Linked DNA regions of Mus musculus: region 2 is linked to region 1. A link is a loop called in an ENCODE intact Hi-C map of the cell type or tissue named here. Cell type or tissue: gastrocnemius. All regions are shown on one strand. Links, peaks and the distances in the headings refer to the core of each region. The heading gives the core; the rest is flanking DNA.

Region 1 (11,655 bases), core at 2,195-10,194:
CACTCATTAAGCAACTTAACAAGGTTTCTGAGATAACCAAAATACACAATCATCGATCCTTACTCTAGGTAAGCATTATCCTCACTTATGTGAATCTGATAAAACCTAGTATGAATATAAAAGAAAATTATATTCTCCAGAGCACTGACAAGGCTAATATTACCACCCATAAAATATGAATTATCTTAGTGTAATATGTGCTGATTTAATCAACATACTAGCATAAATATATTTTATTTTAAATATCAAATGAAATCATGAAATGACATAGTTAAAGTACAAAACCTGAGAGAAAAGAGTACATGTTTTAAATATCATTAAGTACCTGGTAGTAATATGTTTCTAAGGGGCATGAGAGACAGTTGAAGATGAAATAAAAATGTGGAATACTTTATTGGACATTTTCTATAGGCCAGGCAAAAATAAAATTTCATATCCTTCTTTCAGCAAACTGTTAGGGCTAGGTCCATCTTCTCTGGTAAATCTGGGTTCTAATCTCCTGTCAGGTTTACCTTTCTCTGCCTTTGGCTCTCTCCTATCCTATCTCCTATATACCTCTCCTATCCTATCTCCTATATACCTATCGATTAGTAGCACTGACTTCCAGACTTGGCCAATGCTGCACATCAAACCTCTGTCTTCAAAGGCTATACATTCCTTCCAGAAAGAAGCTTGAAATTGTTCTTTTCTATCTGTAGTTCAATGTCTGCTTATTGTCCAAATGTCAAACATTTGATGCTTTATGATCAAATCCTCGTTTTCACCTTATTTAAAACATGTGCTTTAGATTTACTTTTAACAACAACAACAACAAAAGTCAACAATAACAACACTGATTCTTTAGCACAGAGATGCTTCTAAAGAATACAAAGCAAATTTCTAAGGAGACCTCTAAGGGACTCAAGCAAAAATACCTGTGAGTGACTAGTGCCTGGGAGTAGCCACTGTGAAGCAGATAACCTGTGAATAGATGTATTTTTCAGAAGTTATTCCAGTTGTGTGATTATATCAATCCCTGCTGAATTTGATTTTCCAAAAGTATCATAGTTAAGAACAGAGTTTTGGAAGTGAATAAGCCTGGTTTCATGTCCTTTGACATTTATGGACTATCTGAGCAGACAAAGTAAGGCATTAGTTTACATTTTTGTTCTTAAAATCTATCAGATAGAGATAATAATAAAAGCATTTAAAAAGGCTGTAGTCTGGATAAAAGTAATAACATTTATAGAGTAATTGGTGCAATCTAAAATGTAGCAAGTGGTCATAAAAATGAGAAGTATTTTATATACATACTAAAAATATTGAATTTTTCAGTATATATCTCAAGTATTACACCTAGATTATAAATATAATTGCTTTGAAAGACTCAAATATAAATAGAGCAAAGGCGAGTCAAATCTATTGGTTTGGGTCTTTGGCTCAAAGACGAAACCAGCAAGAAGACTGTTGTTAGCCACTGATTTACATTTATTTTCTTTCTGTTGTTGACATTTTAGCCTTTATTATCACCGTATTCCAAAAATATTTAGGAAACTTTCATCCAAAACGATCAAAAATGTCCTTCTTTCTAGGAAGTGAGAATATTAGGATAATTATGTATATACCTATGTACAATCTACATAGAACTAACACCTATTGGAAGCAGATATTTTGCATATTTCTTTCTATCTTAACAAAAAATTTAAGTTTCTTAAATTACTCTGCTTAACTTAAATTTTTAGGTTATAAATAAGATATTTTAAAAGAATATATACTCTCATTTATAAATATAATAATCATTCAAAATTACATTAAAAGGTAGAGGGAACACAGTTTGTCATGCTAGCCCCTTCTTTCTAGACTCCTTTTCTCTTAATAAAAATGTTACCATGAACACTTCATAAAAAATTCTTTAATGTACTGATTCGGGTTTTTCTGTAATATATACTTATACCAATAGACAAATGAGTGTCCCACTCCAGACATTACTAACAGTCCAGAGAGGCCATGTTTTTCATATTGTATAGTGTAATGCAGAAGTGATATCTAGCACACATGCAGCAGAACAGAGTACTGCCCTTAGATCCTTCTTGAACAGAATGCTACATTAGGCATTCCATGAGTTCCCCCTTCCCAGGAGGCCTGTGCCCAGTCTAGTTGCCATAGATGGCCATCAGACATTTGCAATGACATCAGGAGACTATCTGAGCAGCCACTGCCCTAAAGAATCTGCTAGCAGGAGACTGGGGATATCAGTGTCTTCTTGGCCGACAACTGCATTCCAAAGGTCAACTGGGGTGAAAAGGATGGGCTTGGAGCATCTGGTGCGTTTTCAGCCACAAGGCAGCTAACAAGCAGAGAGCAGCCGCCACGAGGGCTAAAAGTAGCCTGGAGACCACACACCTGTGAAAAAGTCAACCTGACCCAGGAAAACAGGATTTTAAGTCTAGAGAGATTTCCAATTCTTCAAAGGTAAAATTTCAGACCTGTCCCCATCCTGAATCAATCCTCAAGTCTCTGATGACCCACTTACTTTTCTATGACAACCACTGCAGGAGTGAGTAGGGACTTGGAAGTGTGGAAGTGAGAATTGTTCTCACAGAATTACTGCAGTTTGTTTTCTCAGCCCTGTTCCTTGTCAAGCAGCTCATTCATTCCTCATAGCAAAGCATGGATGATATCACACTAGAGTCCACATGTGGAGTATACCTGAGGAAACCAAGTCACCGAGCAAGAAGCTTGGGGTGTGAGTGATCAGTTAGCCTGTGTTCCCTCAGTTGATGTTTGGCTATATTCACTTCAGAGTCCCATCAGCCTTTTCACTTGTAGGCTATGGAGAAGCTGAACAGCTATGGAGAAGCTGAGACTTTCATTGTCTGCAGAGCACTGAGGCATTTTCATATAGCATCTTAGATTTCAGGTAGTATGCCAAGAATCCTTTCAAACATGAGCAAACGGTAAATTGACATGAGACATAGATATTAGCTCAAATATGGATCAGTCCAATGTTCAAAAGAATGATCATTTTAGCATTATTTTCCATCAGTGAATATGTTGATGTGAACAGAGATCATCTTCATTAAGGGTTAATTACCATAAATGTACCATAAATGGGCAGAATTAATATGAACATTCACATGAGCTAACAATGAAAATTGTAAAGAACAGATACAGCAAAATGAATCCCCTAGCAACCTATTGAAGTCCCAAAGTTTATGCTCAGTCTAAAATCTGATAGCACTGGTTGTTTATTACCCATCTTATGTAGTATTAGTTGTAATTTCATTATTTACATTGTTAACATTTCAGACCAAATCCCTCCTTTGTGAAGTCAGTGAATGAGATAATTTTACCAAATGTGAGGAGGATTATAGTTGGCTAGCAAGTCTCACCTCAGATAACACCTTTTTCTTTTACTTTTATATTGCTTACCATTTATTTTAAAAGCATAATGCTAGTTCTGCATAAGTTTTAAGTACAAGTAAACACAGTATTATATCTCAATTGTTCTCTTTGCAAAAGCATTATGTGGCTGTCTGACACTATCAATCGTGCAGGTTAGGTTTGGGAGACAGTGTTAGTCCTCATGCAGCTTATCCTTTATGAAATGCATTTTTCTCTAGGGTGAATGCTTAGAGGCATTCTCTCTTAAAAAAAAACAAAAACAAAAACAAAAAAAAAAACTACCTAAAAGCTATCAAGGCACCTTCTAGTACAGTCAGTTTCCCTGGCCAAGCCAGCCAAGATGTCCTGGTCAACAGAAAAGATACTGAACCCATCAGAAGACTTAAGCTTCGTTCCAATTTTAGAGATGTGGATCACTTAGGCCTTCTGAGTTTGACCCACCTTCCTTATTTAAAAGCAACAAAAAGGTACATGGACTGGGTATTTCCCAGTATCTTTCTCAGCAGGCAAGACACTAAAATTCAGACTTTAAAACTTTTCACGTTGCTGCCAATGTGATGTAATATACTTCCTTAGAAATGCAGACTATCCTAGAAATCTGCCTGTTATCAACATAACATAATGCAGTTTTAAGCGAATATTTTCCCTTAAAACTATGGCAGAATGACTCCATGTAATAAAAGGCATATTTTTATGCCTACCTCAGAGGTCCCACTACCCACACAGGCCTATTTAGCAGTTAAAATATGGACAATGTGATTGAAGGAATAATTTTTTTTTTTAGTTTTGATTAACTTGGAAGGCCAAGTGTTAGTCTAGCATCTATCCTATTTGTAGGGAACACACATCTTTCTTTGGGTTAGAGGTGTAGAGCCCTGTGGTCTAAACCATTGATGTATCCTCTCTACTACACTTGCTCTCTTTGGTTCAGCACCCTAGACAAGCAAAGAACCTCACAAGATTCTGCATCTCCTGATGGTTATTTTTGCACAATATCCCAACACTGTTTCCAAGTGGTAACAAAAGAAAGTTGTGCAAGAGGAAAGAAAGTCTTCTCATTCGGGTTTGCTGTGAATTTTCCTTAGCATCCTAGTTCTCTTTCTACTTTGTGATCTTTAATATACCATGACCTGCATATACTCACAGAGGTAGCTTACCTTCTGGAGTTAGTGGTTGGCTTTAAGGTTTTAAAAATATTTCTGAGAACCTAGGGGCTTAATTAGAGTTTAAAGCTAATTTGGGGCCATGATTCTTTTCCTATTAGTCTATAAGATTTGTTACAAATCCAGGATGCTATAGGACAGGGAGTTTGGACCTGCCCAAAGACCCTCTTTTTCTTCCTGATTGCAAAGTGCTTATGATGCACCAGGTAGCCAGAAACGCAGACCTCACAGACCTCATGCCAGCACTTTGTGAGCTGTGTGGGTGATGGGTTCCTTTTCCAGACCCCGCCCCTCCCCCCCCCCCCCATGTTTATGGAGATTTCTCAAAGCTCATCTCCAGTTCCTGGGAAGAAATGTTCTTGGGATCCTAAAAAACAGACCCTCCTAGAAACTCCACCAGCGCCACCACCGCGCGTTTCCAAAGCACACCCACTGCCTTTGAGCCCTCCTCCATTCTCTGGAGCCCATCACGCTCCATCTTTATCAGCACACCACCAGTCTCTTTCTCCCAAACCAAGACTCTCCAGCCGAAAGCATGCCGGCACACCCTTTCCTGTCCCGCTGTTGAAGACATCATGCCCAACCCTTGTGAACCCAGGCCCGCTCTGGCAGTTCTGGCCTCCTCCGCCCGTCCCGGGGCTCACTCACGTGGCACACGCAGCGCCCCCCCTTCTACCCTCAACACACACACACACACACACACACACACACACACACACACACACACACACACTAGCAGCCTGGGAGCTCTAGAAACTAGCCGGGGAAAGAGTCCCCACCCCCTCAGCTCCGTCTGCCGGAGAAAAGTGGGTGGGAGGAAGTTGCGACCCACGGAGAAGAGCAGATAGGAGGGGAGAGCCATGTCGGAGGGGAGGACCAGCAGTAATTGGGTGACGTTGCAGCCGTTGTGCCTCTCCAGTCCGCCCAGCCAGCGGGTCAGCTTTCAACACAAATCAGACAGAGGGATTGCTTCTGCCTGCAATCAATAACTCAGTCGAGTGAGCTGCTGAAACCAGAGGCGTCCCTTGTCTGCTCTTTATGGGGCCCTGCGGACTGAATCCCAGCCCCTCTGCTTCACAAACAAAGAAGTGGGTACCAAATGCCAGAGGAAAATTTTAACCCCAAACTTCCATCGCATCCCCTGGTTACGATCTGTTAAAATGAAAAGAGCACGGACCTAGTAAGGTCTCTAGAAGAAAGGGTTAAAGGGAGAAATCTACGCCTTAAATTTCAGGTCTCCTGTGATATGAAATGGAGTAGAACCAGTGTTTCAATAAGCATTTAACAATGGGAAGAGAAGATGTAAAGTCCCATTAAATTTAGCTGTCCCCATAGATGCTTTCGAGTCAGCCGCACACTTATAAGCAAATTACCAATCAAGTCTTATTTGCACTTACTGATAGAAGGGAAGAAGAAGAAAAAATGTATCATACTTTGTAGAGGAGAATTTGGAAGGGGGGTGTTAGATAATTTATTACAGACTTTATTTCGTGAAGAGTAAGGTTAAGAGGTCCTAGGAGATATATCGTGATCCCAACTTAATAATATACATTAAAGCCAAGCAAGAACTGAGAGAAAAGGATGTGTCAGAAAACTTGGGTCTGAGTACCAGACCAAGTTGAGATTAAGGCATGGTGGGCCTGAGCTTGAAGGATATAAGTCCTTCAGTTCCCATAACCCTAAAACAAATACTACCCTGATTCTTCATTTCTCTGACACTGACACAATATAATCAAAAATAAATTATAAGGATGGCAACCCAGATGAGGAGGTTTTCTAAATGACTCCTCATTATGAAAAGTCCTGCTCAGACAATTGGGAAAACTGATATTGGTCCCTGTTCTGCTGAGCCATGGTTGGTCCTTGAGGGGTAGGGTGGGGGTACTAGTCCTACGTTAAAGCCAAGGAAATATTCATGTGTGTACAAAAGCCATGGAAACCTAGTCTGAGACAGAGATTAGAACACAGGAGCGCTTTTCTATGCTCTACACAACTAAAGACTGCTTGGAAAGAAAAGGTTCTGTTACTAAGAGATTCCATATACATTGATGAAGCCACAGCATTAATCCCAAAGTTTGCAAGACAGGGCTTCTTTGTATAGCCCTGGCTGTCCTGGAACTCACTCTGTAGAACAGACTGGCTTTGAACTCAGAAATCGACCTGCCTCTGCCTCCCAAGTGCTGGGATTAAAGGCATGTGCCAGGACTGCCTGACAATCCCAAAGCATTCTAAGTGGGTCTTTAAGCAATGCGTAAAATGAGCCTGTTGCTGAAAAAGTTTAGACATTATTACAAATCATTACTTAGATATTATTCCAAATATCTCCCTGTTTGACAAATTTTACTAGTGTGATTAATGATGAATTTTACTTTACTTTTTTCTTGTAATTTTTATTCGGATATAAAAAAATTAAAGGTAGAAATGTAAAGATAAGGCTAGGCTCCCTATGTAGGAAATGAACCCTACAATGAAATCTTTCCTTGATATAACAAATCCTTTGTATAGTACAGATTCTTTAGCAATTCAGTCTGCGTGCTGTGTGGTCAGCTTGGAATAACACTGTACCTCATGAATCTGTGAAATATAAAAAAGTGTGCACTATTACTTTTAAAGTTATAGGCACTATTACAATTGATCATTATTTGGGTTTTAAAATAATAAGTGTTGCCACTTTAGAAGTTTTAAATCACATCTACCGGAATCTAATGTCAGCTTTAAAGAAGATAACTACTTTTTTTTAATATACTTGCACACTTTTAAGGTGCCAACAAAAGCATTGAAAACTGTGAAGTAACCTCTGGAGAGATGAAGTGAAGCGTGGAAGGCCAATGGCTGTGGCAGTGAAGAAGTGCAGAGGGTGAGTGTTCACATTTATCGTCTGCCACAAACTTACCACGAAAGGAAAGCCACCAGTTTCTTTGTCTTGAAGTATTTATTTAAAATGTTGGCATGTGTGACAGTGATACAGTTAAATGGCCATGCTCTTCTTTATGATATGTGCAGTGCTGTGGCATGGTGGTTGCTCAGAGCTCCTAAAACCTTCCAAGGGCCACCTTTGCAAGTGCCTACTACAATTAAGCTGATTCCTAGGTGGCCATGTACATCATCATAGGACAAACTACAAAGAGGTTAAAATATCTTTTACATTGTGGAATTTGAATCTTACCATGTTTCTCGGATTTTTATTTTTCTAAATTTTCATGTTCAATTATATTTATGATGAAAGTATTCTGGCTGAAGAACAAATACTATACACTTGAATAATCTTGAGGGGTAGATTAATCTATATCCTTTCTTCATCTCAGGGTAGGTTGCTGTGGCAACCGCCCCAGCTCACTTTAAAATAATTTTTTAAAGCTCACTTCAAGAGCTACACCCAGCGTGGGCCAGGCTTAAAAGCAGGCAGACCCAGTGCATAGGGCTTTCGTAGACTGCTGCTTTAATGTAGGGAGGCAGAAGAAAGGGAGCTGAAGTAAGATGGCTCAAAACAGAAATTGGAATGTTAGCTTTGAGCTGAAACAATCGATCACCATGCTCTCTGTAACTTCAGGTGTCTAAATGCATTGTGAAATAAATCCTTGGATGAGATAACTAATGTTTATTTATATTTAAAATTAAGCACTTATAATAATTAATGAAAGGAATATTTGTGATTACACACATTCAGAGAGAGAAGGGGAGAGGGGGGAGAAGGAGAGAGAGGAAGTGAGTTAGTGATTGAGAGAGAGAGAGAGAGGGAGGGAGGGAGAGGGAGGTAAGGAGAAAGGTGGTTTAATGGCAGGTCAATTCTAGCCATCACTTCATCTTCTTTATTAAAGGAAAGTTTCCTTTTATTAAATCCTTAGCTTCACTCCCCACTGATATAAAAGATATAATAATTATGATTATTTTCAAGCATAGAACAAAATTGGAGAGCTCATGCAAACCAGGAAACCGAGGCCTAGAAAGGATTTATCTATTAGGAAGACACTTTTAGTGTTTTCAATGTAAACTATCAAACCATAAGTAAAAAAGTTAGTAGTGCTCTGCCACAGAGTCACATCTACAACCACAAATCCCAAACTGGATAGAGCATTCTAAGTCTCTCAACATCTAGAACAAAATACTTCCTACACAAGAAAAATGAATACCATTAGGTAGCAAGGATCACCAGTTTAGGTAAATAAAAGTAAAGAGATAATGTGTGTCTGGCATTACTTAAAGACAAATATAAAACACACTCTGGATTAACAATCTCATGGATTACTACTAAATTATTTACTTATTTATTTACTTATATATATATTTATTTATTTTCCACTTCAGCTACAAGGTTTGTGAGGAAAACTAACACTAATCTTAACTTTGCTCACACATCATTAAGAAGCTAAATATACAAAGGGGGAACTCTTATCTTTTCAAAGGCCAGCTGTAATACATTCCAGACCCAAAGTTTCAAATCATCCTCACCTGGACTGGACATACTTTTAAATGTTTACAATATTGTTGATAAATACGGGTTTGTTACAATACTTATTACTAAACAATTCTTTGACACCTGGTGGGGAAAAATAAAAGTTTCCTTTTGAAGGAAAATAAATCAAAACTGAAGTGTGCTGTGGTAAGTAGAAACTTTGTCTATAATTAAGGAGAAGAGCATTATTGAATTCATGTATTGGCTATATCAATTCTGTCATGTAACATAGGCCATTATAGTTCATTATACTAATTTAAAGCACTATGAGAATAAGTTCTCTTGGTCCTTCTTATAGTTTGCTCTGTGAGGATCTTTGTAAACCTTAAAAATAATCTAAATTTTTATTTATATCACCATATCTAGGTATGCCTTAGCATGCAGCATGTCTAAGCTCAGAGCTTGTACCTCTAAACATGCCGTTCTGTTTATATAAACTCATGGTAGTCACACTTGCTATGTGAAAGAGGAGCAAATACAATATAGCATAGATACCATTTTCAAAAGCAGAACAAACAAAAAACCCACCATGTCACAAAGCTTGTGCTCTGTGACAGCTTGTCATGCTTTCCTGTAATAAAATCGCAGTACTAATTAATAGTCTCAGTGGTAAGGAGCCAGAGGTTTGAAGATTGTTCCCATGTAGTTTAACTTGCCTGTAAAAACAACTTTCTGCTTTCAAATGAAGCCTTCCTTCGGAGGGTGCTTAAATGTTGAGTCCACTGCTCTGATAGAAGCTACTAACTTCAAACAGCACAATGAGGCAGGAGGCTTTTTTGAAGCACAATGCCCCTCTGCATTAAAATAGTACTCTGCAGGCCTACTGGAGAGCTTCCCGGGAAATTCAGCCAGTTACTGGGTTAAACATATACTTTCGAAAATATTTTTAATTAGCTAGATATTTCTATGGGCTACTATTGTCTACTCTTGTATCTTCTACATTATAGTACTCTGTGAACTTTCTCTTCCTCTAATCATAGTATTAAAAATTAAATGTTCATATTTTACACAAGCTACAGTACTCCTGGCATGCAATCTTTCACTATTTTGAGAATGCATAGGGTTGACTTGTATATAGTTGATATATTTAATCTTTAGCTTTTTAGGTGTGGTCGTGATATCTAGTACCTTTTTTTTTTTTCTAAGTATCAATTCTTTGTTAACCTATATTTTTACTATGGAAAATTATTCGACAGCTTAAACCTTAACCTAAGAGTTCTTATCAGTGTCTGCTCCTGCTTCCTGTGCAGCTGAAACTCTTCAGGATAAGTGAAGTCACCCGCTATCTATCGGTCAGGGGAGCCTAATGCATTTGGGAAGTTGTTTTTGGTTTACTTGCTAATGACCTGGATAAAGTCCAGTAAGGTGTGGAGGGAAGGAGGGGGCATTCTCCGAGGAAGCTGTCCTCTCAGTAAATTTGTCCAGATTGATTCGAAAGTTAATGGCCCGGGGATAAAGTCGAGATTTCAAAAACTTGTAATTAATTTATTACTAACATTGGAGGATCCTTTCGGCTCACTTTCTAGCCTAGCCCTCCTGACTCTCAAGGCCAAAAGCTTTATACATTCTGGGCGGGCAGGAAGCGCACGCTGGGATCGAGGCTTGCAGACATCCTGGATCGTGGCTTTTACGCGTGAGTAACGGAGGCGCGCGCGGACCGGAGCAAGGATGAAGTGGCTACTGAGAATCTAAAGGGGGCGGGGGGGGGGGGAGTCACTAGAGCAGCTCTTAGGGTCGCGCTCCTATTGGTCAGAAGGAAGATCTCGACTTCAGAAGGACTTTCCTGCTAGCTGGCTTGCAGCCTCCCCGGGGGAGCGAGCGCGCAGGAGCCTAGCGTCCTCTGTAGCGGCGGGGAGAGAGGCAGGGAGCCGCCGCTCCCCGTGTTGTCTTCCCTTTCATGCAATAAAGAATTGTCATTAGGTTTGCGTATGGCATGTGCCATTACCCCACCGTAAAACTAAAATTAGCAAAATGTCAGGAATGGAAAGATTGATTCACCAAGATGCAATTATCATTTAAAAGTGCTTGATTGAGGTACTGATGTTCAGTGATTTATTCTGCATACCATATACATAATTAAAGTAGTGTAGTGGAGTAATTTATCAATCTAGTTGAGACTGGAGGGGTGAGGAGGGAGCTGCAGTATGTTTGTTTTATTAAAATGTTGCGAGGTTCTAGTCCCGCCCCCCTTTTGCAAGAGTGAAACTGATGATTTCCCCAGCTCGGGAGGAGAGGCAACGGTTTGGGCTGGTTGGGATAGAGAAACGGAAAGGAAAAGGCAGCGCCAGGCAAAGGCAAGAATAAAATGAATTGGGGGACAGGGGTAGCACCGGAGCGTACGTGCTGCTTAGAACCCCAGCCCCGTGTGCTCCGTCTTGCTTGCCGCCCCCGCGTCCCCTCCCAGTATCCTTACATTCCCCCCACCCCCCGCTCTTTTACACGACCTATCTAAGGCTATGAGCTGCTCTCCTTTTCCCATTCGTCTCCAGTCACTTCCTTCCTGGACACAGTTTTCTGGACGAGTCTGGTTACTTTTAATCCCACCGGCCACAGACAACCACTTTCTCCTCCTCTTCCACCTCCTCCTTCGCTTCCTCCACCTTCCTCCTCCTCCTCTTTCTCCTCCTCCTCTCTCTCCTCCTCCTCTTTCTCCTC
Region 2 (11,655 bases), core at 2,036-10,035, 84 kb after region 1:
TTGACCCTGCCCCTTCCCATCCTGTGCTTAGGACACACAACATATATTCACCTCCCACACACAATTTGCAGTAAATTTTACAAGGAAGAGGGTGTCATAGGATGAGTTAGAGAAAAGAAAAGAAGGAGAGGAATAATATAAATACAGTATCCTATATGAAATTTTCAAATTTGATTAATTCATTAAAATGTCACTATCTACATCTGCCACTTCTTCTGTGTCAACCGCTAGCCGCATAGGGTTCTTCACATTGAGACAAAATAGCACTCGGTGAAATTTATGATTCATTTCCTCAGTAGCACTAGCCACATTTCAAGTGTTCTGTGGCCATATGTGGGCTCGTGGCTGCTCACTGAACAGGGAAGATCCTCAGCCAATGGTTTTCACAAAAGGTCAGTGAGACCACACTGGTCTAACTGAAATGTGAAGAGGGAGTGTTTTAACTAATAGTACCCTCAGAGTAACCCCAAGATAAATCCTATAATTCATCATAACTTCATTCTTCACATTGATATATGAGGGGTACATTTCAAAAGTGGCAAACTTTCCAGCAGTATAACTTTAGAATACAGAGTGTGAAACTTCGTTTAAAAAGATACCAGTTTGGAACTCAAGACTTAGTAAAAACTAAACACACAACTTACCTCAGGCCAGTAACCACAGTCAATCAGTAACCTCACTGTCTGGCTAAAACACATCTGCAAGTGGTCTAAACCATAGAGGGCCACTAACCATGTGGGCGGAGTTTCGGTGCTAGGTAAATCTTTGTCTCAGGGAGAGCTGGTAGATCTCCATGGTACCAATTTACATATTTTTGATGCAACATTGGACCACTGCCTAACTTTGTGATTAGTAATTTTTGTTGAAAAAGTCCTCTTTAGGAGGAGACTTAAAGAAATAATGTCCATGATTTACATTAGAAATATTCCATAGATTTACCATAACACATAATTGAAATAGTTCATGTGGCTAAGGACTCAGGAGACCTCTGCTACCCTATGTTAAATCAAGTATAGACTTGTTTTCAATAGATTATTTGAATTATTAACAAAGTATTAGCATATCTCATACATATTTAAACATTCTAAATTGAGCTTTCCAAGGAAAAAGAAATAAACTGAATTTTGGAAAGGCTTTTGCAGATTTTCACTTTTGTTTTTATATATCTTTTAAAAATTCACCAAATCTATAAATTGTATTTGCATTTGTCCTAATAAGTCAGACTACAATTTTGATATATTCATATTTCTTAGAATTATACTATAATGGTTTTTATACACCAATTTTTAAAAGCCATTTCTTTCTAAAATGATGCTTTTATTTCATTTGCATATATTTTATAAACATAAAAATCTGCTTGGCATCTCATTTATTAAGCAAGCAATCATTGCTGAAAAAGAATAATGTACACGTTCAATTGCTCAAGTTCTATGCATGAGGCAGTAAAGCTGAGCTTCTTGTACACTCCCTTACTCCCCAGCTCTGGCGGCTTTAACAGCATCAATATTATGGACGGGGTCATCGGAGAGTCGTTAGCAGTGAGAGCAGACAGGGCCACACATTTGAAAGCACAGCCTTTTTCCAGGACTAACTTCATCAGGATGAGTCCTCACCATTCCTCATGATTACCTTTTCAATGGTGCCTTACTGAACTACAGCAAACTAAAGTCCTCATATCTTTTTTTTTCTCTCTTAACAATTAGGGAAAAGGGGAGAAAAAACGCCTAGCCTAGATCAGAATCATCCATTTTGGTGATTTTGCATATTTTGTAGCAGGTAGGATTTGATGATTACAACCTGTTTGAACCAAAGAGTGTAGGCTAGCTGTTGATACCAGGCATATAAATGAATCATTGTTTGAATTTTAAAACTGTCATTTAACACATTAAAGGGTAGAACATTTTTCTCAAATGTGTTACTCAATCTATACTGAAATTCAGAAGTGAAGTTTTTGAGACAATTCTCAGTCCTACCTAAAATTAAAATAAAAGGTAATGGTGCCTCTTAGAACTGAATTGTTTATTTTAGCACATGCATTGTTTTGCTGGAGAAGTTGTGGGGTTTTGTTTGCTTGTTTGCTTTGTTTTTTAAATTACAACTAGTTTTTATTTGACTGAAGGAAATAACAATAGGACACCATTGGCACTCAATATATATCAACTTATTGATGCTCATTATAGTATAAATAAAGTCTAGGGAGACTTCCTTTTTGTTTTAGTTTCATCTGTTCTAGTAGTTAAAGTGACTTTTCAAATGAACTTGAAGTGAAGAAATGTCATTGTTCTGTCAGAAAGCAAAACATGCACTGAGAAGGTAGCCCTGTCTGCTGTGCAAGAATGAGCACCCTTGGTCAATCCTCAGCAGCCGTGCACATTCCCACACCGGAGATGCAAATCCAGCTGAGGATCCCTCCAGCTTCTGCCTAACAAAACTGTTAATCAGCAAGACCCAAAGCCCAGTGTAAAACCTGGTTCAAAAAAAAAAAAAAAAAAAAAAAAAAAACAGGCAAGACTTACTTCCATCCTTCACATATACATCGCACTGTGCACCCTATACACAGACATGCAGTCATTGACACACAAATGTACACCCAGATGTGTGTGTGTACACAAATAGGTAGATGAAGATGTAGGTGTAGATACAGACTAAGATATAAAGGGCACAGGAAACCTAAGAGGAATATTGTTTCTAGTACTGGCGAAAAGTATGTTTTCTATGCCAAGGTCCATTGATTCCTGGGGAAGAATATGTTTCAGGGCCCTTACCTGAATTTAGGAAGAAAGATCAGTGGGACAAATTGCCTCGGGCCAAATCTTGCATTCCTGGTAGTGTCTTCCTAAAGTGTTGATTCCAGTGTGATGAGTCTATGTGTGACATAGGACTATGTATTCCTGGCATGCTTCTCGTTGATGCTGGTCTTTGGGACCATTCGCTGTCTTCTGAATGGAATTTGAAACTTTGACTGTACATTATTTCTTCTTTGTACTTTTACAGGTCAGGGTCATATCACAAAATAGATTCTTAGCATAATACCAGTAATATTTCCTTACACTGATAGTCAAAAATACTATTTCTTCCAGGCAAGAGTTGGTTTTCTTTAGGAAGTACCATTGTTAACACCCAATATGACTTGGCAGGCAAGCCACACTTGAGGCAAGCAGGGCATTTGGTCATCACACTAGGCTCCCTTCTCCTGTGACCAGTCATTTGGTAGTGGCTTTCTAGAGCAGGTAAGGAGGAAGTTTCTGAGCCCAAGTTCAAAGCTGCTGGGGAAGTGTAATGTTCTTGGTTGGGGTTAGTCAGAAGGACAGTAGAACATCTGCCACTGACTTTACTGTCCTCATGGTCATGAGAATCCTTAGAACAGTCTGAAAATGACCATGAAGCTCAATCACTGAAAGAACTATATTACATTAGTGGTGCATGTACACAGGACAGAGTACATGGGTAGATTATGTTACAGAACACTATGTATTTCTGATACAGTAGCTCCCTACTTGCCACGTTATCCAGTTACATCCCATTGCTGTTCACAGCATGCCTCCTGTTACCCTGAAATTCAGCCACTTCATAGAGGAACTGAATAAGAAAAAGAAACTTTCTGTCAATTATCTGTAAAGGTCATAGAGTTAATGACTAACTGGGAGGTTAATTAGATTCTGAAAGCCTCTTCATATCAATTAAATATCTTATCTCTATGTTTCAGTAAATAAACTCAGTAACTACTCAGGGCTGCTGTTCTGAGGGAGGAAGCATTATAAACAGCATCTGTAAATGAATGTTTGTTTATTCTCACAAAAAATACTACAAAAAACCATATATATATATATACATATATTGAGTCAATTATGGCACCACCTCAGTTTCTGAATTGTGTGTATTTTTCAAAACAACATGCAAATCCTCCCTTACTTATAACCAAATACCATAGTCTTATAATAGCAAACTAGACTATTTCATAGAGAGGAAAACTGAAGTGACAGTGACCCTAGGAATAGCTAGTAACTGAAAAGTGATCTATTTTATTCTTTCAGTTTCTGAAACACAGTACTTTTGATAGATAGATAGATAGATAGATAGATAGATAGATAGATAGATAGATAGATAGATACATACATACATACATACATACATACATACATACATACACACACATATATATATACCTATATATATATGGATATATAGATATATAGAGAGATAAAGATACAGAGAGAGAGAGAGAGAGAGAGAGAGAGTAGTAATGAAGTCCAACCCCAAGTTTTGATTTTTCTCGAAAAGTACTCCCCTCCTGAGTTATATCTTTTGTTCTAATGTATATATTTTTAAATAAATTTTATATTTAGCTTTTATGTTATGATGATAAAGGAGTCATTCTTGTCACAAGAATTGTCCTGGATAATAGAACCACATTTTATAGAAGCTGAAATAAGCCAACATTGGTCAGTAAATGGAGCCACTAACCTTATATACTCATATACATTGATATTAAGTGAAGGTTCAGATCTTCTCTCTTGCTATCCAGATGTATTTCAGAGTGTCAAGAACCAAATGCAGCTGTACCTTCATACATAGCCGTGCATCGTCAAGGGTTTCTATTTACAGTATGAAGTGTACTGGTGAGCCGAACACTCTTGTCCATTGAGATGACATCATGGTTTGGACACCACCTAATGAAGGACATGAATCACCAGATTCCAGTGATTGGTTCTCCTTAGCTATGATTGTGCTGAGTTCCTTTCATATTTTTTAAAAAAAAGCAGAAGTTAAATGGTCATTTTTGTATTGCGAGCATTTTAATGAAACAACATCATTTAATTTGAACTTTCAGAAATATAAATTCTAAATGCCCACAAATTGGGATTAAAGGTAAATTTTTAAAATTAATTTCAAGGAGATGTAGTTCAGTGTTAGAATATATGCCTATGATGGGAGGTGGCTGGTTTCATTTCCAGCACCCCAAAACACTGTTACAGTAACATAACACACCCATTGTCTGCCTGCAGAGAAATTATGTAATGTGAGTTGGTATTGTTTCTATTGAAGTTTCTCCTGGGCCTCTATTTAGGATTATGGGCTGTAAAAGATGTCAGAGCCTATTGTAAGCTGTTTAGTTATAAAAGTTGTTTATACTTTGAAAGCCAAGGAGGAAGTTCAGACAATGAAAAAATTAAGGTAGCAAAGAGAAACAAGTTCTTAACTTAAGATGTATATTTTATGCTAATAAATGTATAATTTAATAAATAACATACTTTCCATAAATAGCTAGCATTTCACAGAAATTAAGAAATTTAAACAAAAGTCAATATAATGTTTATTTTTTCACAAATACTTAGAAAATAAAAGTGCAAGACATGGTGCTAAATGAAATGAAATGATTGTGCCAGGTTCACTGTTCCCCAACCCAGAACAGATAGTCCAGAGTGGACAAAACACGTATAGCTTTTGCTGTTTCATCCAGTGGTAATGGGGATGCTGAGTCTGACTGCCAAGCATCTTGCTGGCTGCTGGGGATGCAACTGTAACTACCCTGAAGCCCAGTGTGGATTCACACTGTAGGGAAGTCCCACTGCCTGTAGTGTGGGTTATCCAAGGAAAAGGAAATTACAACTTCAGGCACCCAAAGGCAGGTCATAGTGATTTTTAAAGGTTTTTATTTTCTTGATCACTTGTGTATGGTGTGGTATAATGTGCATAGGGATGGAGCTCATAGAGTAGTAGTTACCGGAAGTTCTGAGCCACAAGATATGGCAGCTCGAAACCAAAACTGAGTCCCTTCAAAAAGCACTATATGCTCTTAGTTGTTGATTGACCCATTTTTCCAGCCCCTCATGGTAGATTTGTAAATGAAAGAGTGACCTTTCAATGATGAGTGGAATACATTGATGTGTGTAAGTATTTATTGCCATTTAAAGTAAAAATAAGATTAAGGATCTATAGATTTTTCAATATATATTTAAATATTAAAGAATATGTAAATGCAGTGATAGAGTCATAAAATGTATGTACAGACCAGGTTTGTCCATGGTATGGATATGTTGGAGTCTGATTTCCCATTGGGTTTGATTTTTTAAATATAGAGTTGCTCTGTAAACAGGTGGTTATAATTTTAGGGAAAAAACCCATAAAATATATTAACAAAATGCAGCAGATATCTTCCTAAAGTTTGATTTAAAAGTTCCACTTTAAAGTTCTATCCCACAGCCTTGACAGAGGAGTCCCCACCCCCTAATTCTAAAACAGGATACTTTGGCTAAAGGGCTGGAAAATTGTTACATACTTGTGTAACATTCCTATAACCTAATGCTCTTCAACTTTTTCTCTCAGTTTAATCATTGGAGAGTGTTCTTGATTTCTATAGTCAATGCTTCACATAGTAACAGCTTGTTGTATTATGGTCTGTTAGCCAGAGGGTAGGTTTATTTTTAAAACCCTGAACTCTGAATTTTTCTTTATTTTTCCAAGATTGAAAGCAGCTGAAATGCCTGGAGATACAGGTTGAAGGCTGCTTCACAATATGTGGAGAGAGGCTTCCTTCCCTCCTCGTGTGTGTGTGTGTGTGTGTGTGTGTGTGTGTGTGTGTGTGTGTGTGTGTGTGTGTTTGTGTGCGCGCGTGTATGTGTGTGTGTGTGTGTGTGTCTGTATATGTGTGTGTGTGTGTTTAATTTTTTCCTAACAAATGTCTTCTAACTGGCAGTTGCCTAAAAATAGAAAACTGCTTAACTAAAAATAGCCTGGCTCTCAGTCGTGCCAAAGAAAATGGAGAGGAATAGGCGTGGAACAGAGGGCTGAGTAATCCAGTTCTATTCATTCAGAGAAACCTTTGAGAACACAGGCCATGATAAAGTGCCCTCCAGAAACCACAGGCTGGACTCTCTCTTCAGACTTCGAGGTGCCAGTAAACATTTTAGCCCCAGGATAGTTTTTTTCCCCTTCATAGATTGTAAACATTTTCTGAAAGACAAGGCTTTGTTTCACAGAACCTGACAAACTGCCATAAGTAACTTTTGTAAGGTCTTAAAATTTCATAATTGTAAGGCTTTCTTTTTTAAGAAAAAGGATTCTTAAATGAAAATGTTGGAAAATTATGTACATCATGTAATAATTAACAGGAAACTCTGTTATAATAAAAAAAAAAAGCCCTACTTACTGCTTGCAATTAAACTCAAAACTTTCAAGTTTCACAGAGAGATTACTTGTGTGACTCACTGTGGCTGCAGAGCAGCAGCTGACGCGTTGGCTTAAGGCCCTTGGTGGAAGGACAGGCTTGGCGGAATAGATCCCCTATTTAACCACTTTCTTAAAGCTGTCTACACCCAAGCAGGTTTTTTTTTTCCCTTTTAATTCTTAAAATGGAATAAAAACCATCTCAAAAAAAATCCTTTAGAAGATGGCTTTCTGTTTTTAAAACTGGCATTCTGAATAAGCCATTTTTTACACAGACACATAGACAGTTTTTGCTGTGGTGATTACACACACACACACACACACACACACACACACACATCGTTTTCTTTTGGTTAAGTAATCTAAATAATCAGGTCAAACATAGCAACAGGAGTGGAGATGTCAGCGCAGCTCAGGAGTTGCATGGGTCTGAGCATTGTTATTTTCAGTTCCTGTAATGCAGCTAAGGACTCCTGAGACAAAGGAAACTAATGGATGGAAAGAGACTTAAATCATTGCTAGAAGAATCAAGGTCCTTGTATCTGTGTACATTGACTCTTCTGGTCTCCTTCCGTCTTGTAAAGCATTTTGTCGGTTTCCCTGTTGGCCCCCTACCGCTCTTTGTAATGGATGCAGACCACAAGTGATTCCTTTATGCAGCACACAGGGTGTAATTGTGTCTGTGTGGTGTATTAGTAATTACCAAGCTGAATTCCCATATTGTATCTTTACTGCAGGCATGGAAAAATAGGACACACAATCCTGCATAACCATTTCCAACCTAGATAGTGAGCCACTCAGAGCTGTGTTCTAGGGACAAAGCTGTTGACGTGTATACTTTAAAACAAAATTGTCATTATTCACTCAACTTTGGCAATGGTTATCTTCGATATTATAGTATCTTTTTCACTATAAAACAGTCTTTGCAATGCAAAATATTGTCTTTTTAATTGTTGACATAAAAAATTTAATATTGTTAGATAGCATATATTCACTATGCTAGCATACAGAAAGAACTGTTTCTGAGTTTCTACATACAATAGGTTATATGACATTCATAAACATCTCAAAGTATAATTATGTTAGAGTCATTTTGCCCTTAAACAGTCATATTTTCATATATAATTTATCAACCTTAACTCAAGCATTGTTAAACCAGAAAGAGCTGACAACAAATTTTTGTTACAGTAAACAGATACAAATTAATAATTAATTTCTTCGCTATAAAATTTGCATCCATCCTTTATGTATTATGTAGTTGCTATCGATTTGACTACCTCCTAATCTGTAGGGACTTGAAACAACTTCAGGACTATTTATCTATAATAGAAGTCAAAATAAAACAAGCAAGTTGGTTTAGACAAGATAAATTCCACTTTTGTGTGTATGTGCATATCAGATGCTTCTAATGACAATAAAGTACTGTTAACTACAGTAGTAAAGAAAGCAATAAGGCCATTTTGATTGAGGATAATAGCATTAAATTGGATATATTTTGTGGATTACTGATTCAATCAGGATGGTAGTTACATTTTATTATCAAATATAAAAGTGACCTTTTGGTCTTTATGTTTAAATTTTTATTTTTGACTGTAGATCTTTTTTATTCAAGCAATAATTATTAAATTACAACTACGTACAGAACTCAGCAACACTAGGAAAGAGAGAGAGAAAGGTGTATACAACATGATCGCTGATTCTTCCAACCATCTAGCTAATATAGAAAATGCACGTGTGAACCAACTAGTTTAGACAGTTTAGAGAGACGGTGTGTGGGGTGTCTAACGAGGGCAGCATAGCGTATGTCAGAGAGCAGCAGCTCTGAAAGTACCTGAGTTGTCTGCTTCTCTCTGCTGTATGACTGACACTTTGTCCCTGAGATTGTTTAGGTTCTGTGTCTCAAGGTCAACTTTGCAAACAGGATTAGTAATAATAACGAGTATATAACTGCTGTGACAAGTAAGAACATTTTGAAGACTTGGAACAGATGTCTGGCCCATAGTAAAATTTATAATGAAGATCATAATGATGGTGGTATATGGGACAGACTAATACTAGTAGGAAGCAGAATATTCAACCCTAAAAGTATTATGTATTATTATTGTAGGTTCAAAACAGTAAAATTCTGAAAGGAGCTTCAAAGGCTGTAAGGGAGATCGTTCAAAAGATGAGCTGATTCAGAGCGACATGAGAAGGGGGCAAAGCTAAAAACTACCAGCATGTTAATAATGACACTACATGAACATACAGGGAGGGGTAGGAAAAGGGCAGGGAGGTAGTTAAGAGAGAAGAGCCAGACCCAAGAAACACTAACTGCTCAGTGTGGAATTATATGTGATAAAAACATCACATAACATATGCGATGAAAAAGAAACGATGGACTCAAGCTGGAGAATAGCAGGAAAGAAAACCTGGGAAAGTTTTGAGTAAAATTAGCTATCTCAAAATATAAAGAGTAGAAAATTTTAAAGTGCTAACCTATTTTAATTTGTACAAATAGTGTACGTGTATGTTTTTAGAAAACCCAAAAGCTTTTCTTGTGTGTGTGTGTGAGAGTGCATGTTTGTGCATTGCAAGCTGTTTCAGTGACCGTGTAAATATCTGTGATTGTATGTAAGTCATTTTTAAATGCATGTGATTTCAATTTATACCTATTGTATGCACACGCAATTCTCTGGGTAATATTTATTATATACAGTATACTAAAAATTTATAGAAACTGAGGTCACATATTTAAAGCAATATAAGAATCTGTACATAAAATTGAAGAACTTGAAGTTTCCTAAGAATATGCAATTTTAATAACTATACAAACAGAACAGGCCTCTGTACACATAAAGTATCAAAAATGTAGACCCTTAAGCTTTCTATATACTATAGAAAGTTGGACGCCTGAAAGCCCAGCTTTCTCACTACTGCACTGGCTAACGTGGTACAAGAGGCAGGTACAACCTGGAGACTCACAAACCACGTTTCCATACTTGTATAAACTGCAACCTTGGGCATGTTTCAAAACTCCACTAAAATTCAGCTTTTTAAATTGTAACCTCGTGTTTGGTCTTACTGTGAACATCAACAAGTAATATACATGGCCATTAGCACAAGTAGGGTGTGTGATCTTCAGGCATGCCACACCATTTCTTTTCTTGCTGCTCCCTGTTAGGCAAGTTTTAAAACATTGAACACACACACACACACACTCACACATAACCCCCACACCCCTTATAAGTACTGAACTCTGCAGTAAATTTTGTTTTTACAACTTAAAAATCGTTTTATAAGCTAAGGGTCAGAGTGTGCCTGCCCTACTGTGTTTAAGGACCTGAGAGAAATGAGTACTCAGCATAAGGAGTGAAGTCATTTTGTGAAGTACTTTACATGATAGAGGGATAAATGGTATTTAATGAAGTTCTTCTGACAGTCTACTGATTTTTTTATACTGAGAAAATATGCACAAATGGAAAACTAATCCTATTAAGAAACATCAAAAATAATGTTGAAAAGAAATAAGGACTCCATCTAACAGGGTACCTATCCCAGTTTCTATTAGCAAACTTTGTTAGGGTTATAATTCAATGTGTAGTTTGCCTTCTTAACTGTGTGCCTCTGAGAAAAAGCCTTGTGTGTGAGAGGGGTGGAGTGTGAAGACACTGAACTTTAAAAGCCTGAGAAGGTAATCAGAAATCTAACAAAGAGTTCTTCTCCTCTGCTGCTGCTTCCTTTCTGACTCAAAATAATTAATTTCATTATAATACTAACCAGTCAGAGGTGTTTAGTGTGGTGATCCTGTTAACGATAAAAACACATGCGTGTCCTAAATTGCTTCTAGTGAAACTTTTAAGTGTCTCTGTGCCAACTCCCTCAGTATTTTGATGGCAGTATGATCCATGCTGCTGGAAGGGAGCCAAGCATTTGCTAATGTATTATACATTTGGCTCAGTTCCAGGACAGCAGGTGTTTTAAATATTCCAGTCACACACCCACAATGTATATTGCCACTGGGGGAAATAGCATTTCTAAACCACTGATGTTTACTCTGAGCCACACCTAGTTTGCTCTGTAAGGACAGTGTGGATGAACCGTGATGGGGAAGGAAACTTTCTCTGATTGGAGGTGCAGCAAACAAGTCGTTCTGAAGTCTACATTTGACCACTGGCTCCCAGACCAAGGCACTAGTTGTTAGCAACCAGAAAACAAGTCATCAAAATCCAGAAAAACAGTTCAACACCTTCCATAAGCGAGTTTCTGTGAATAGGAGAAATTCTACTTATATTAGAGAAAATAGTAATAAATTGTATGATAATAAATTGGTAGGTTCTGATTAGAGGGCGAAATCTGTGTGTCATTAGAATCCACCATTCAGTTTGCAAGCAAACTAATGTGGGGGAAAGAAAACCTGACTTTCCTGGGGTTCTAATTTCTAAATTGAAGTGTTTCCTTTTAGAGGGGAAAAAAAGGCAATAATAGCTGTGTGGAAATACATCTACA

The links. A loop is a pair of places that touch in the nucleus more often than their neighbours do. Peaks named below come from ENCODE experiments on the same cell type or tissue, not always from the same donor. Only the 100,000 strongest peaks of a DNase experiment are listed, where the experiment ranks them.
Region 2: a loop joins it to region 1, with 2.7 times the contacts of the local background. A loop is called at or near these places in 3 of 42 quality-filtered maps.

The regions. Positions count from the first base shown.
Region 1 is chr13:83,513,077-83,524,731 of GRCm38, forward strand. It overlaps a transcript of Mef2c not described here. Among named protein-coding and RNA genes, the nearest start is that of Mef2c, 5.8 kb to the right of the region's middle. In gastrocnemius, for the core only: no CTCF peak of the experiment used is centred there; a DNase peak (open chromatin) is centred at 5,282; H3K4me3 peaks cover 3,445 bases; H3K27ac peaks cover 6,294 bases.
Region 2 is chr13:83,597,274-83,608,928 of GRCm38, forward strand. The region is part of intron 3 of Mef2c (myocyte enhancer factor 2C); the gene reads left to right. It overlaps Gm52043 (a long non-coding RNA gene), which reads right to left. Exons shown (of 3, transcript XR_003950628.1): 1 at 4,465-11,655; 2 at 2,766-2,939. Among named protein-coding and RNA genes, the nearest start is that of Gm52043, 22 kb to the right of the region's middle. In gastrocnemius, for the core only: no CTCF peak of the experiment used is centred there; DNase peaks (open chromatin) are centred at 6,683, 7,245 and 7,740; H3K4me3 peaks cover 527 bases; H3K27ac peaks cover 5,371 bases.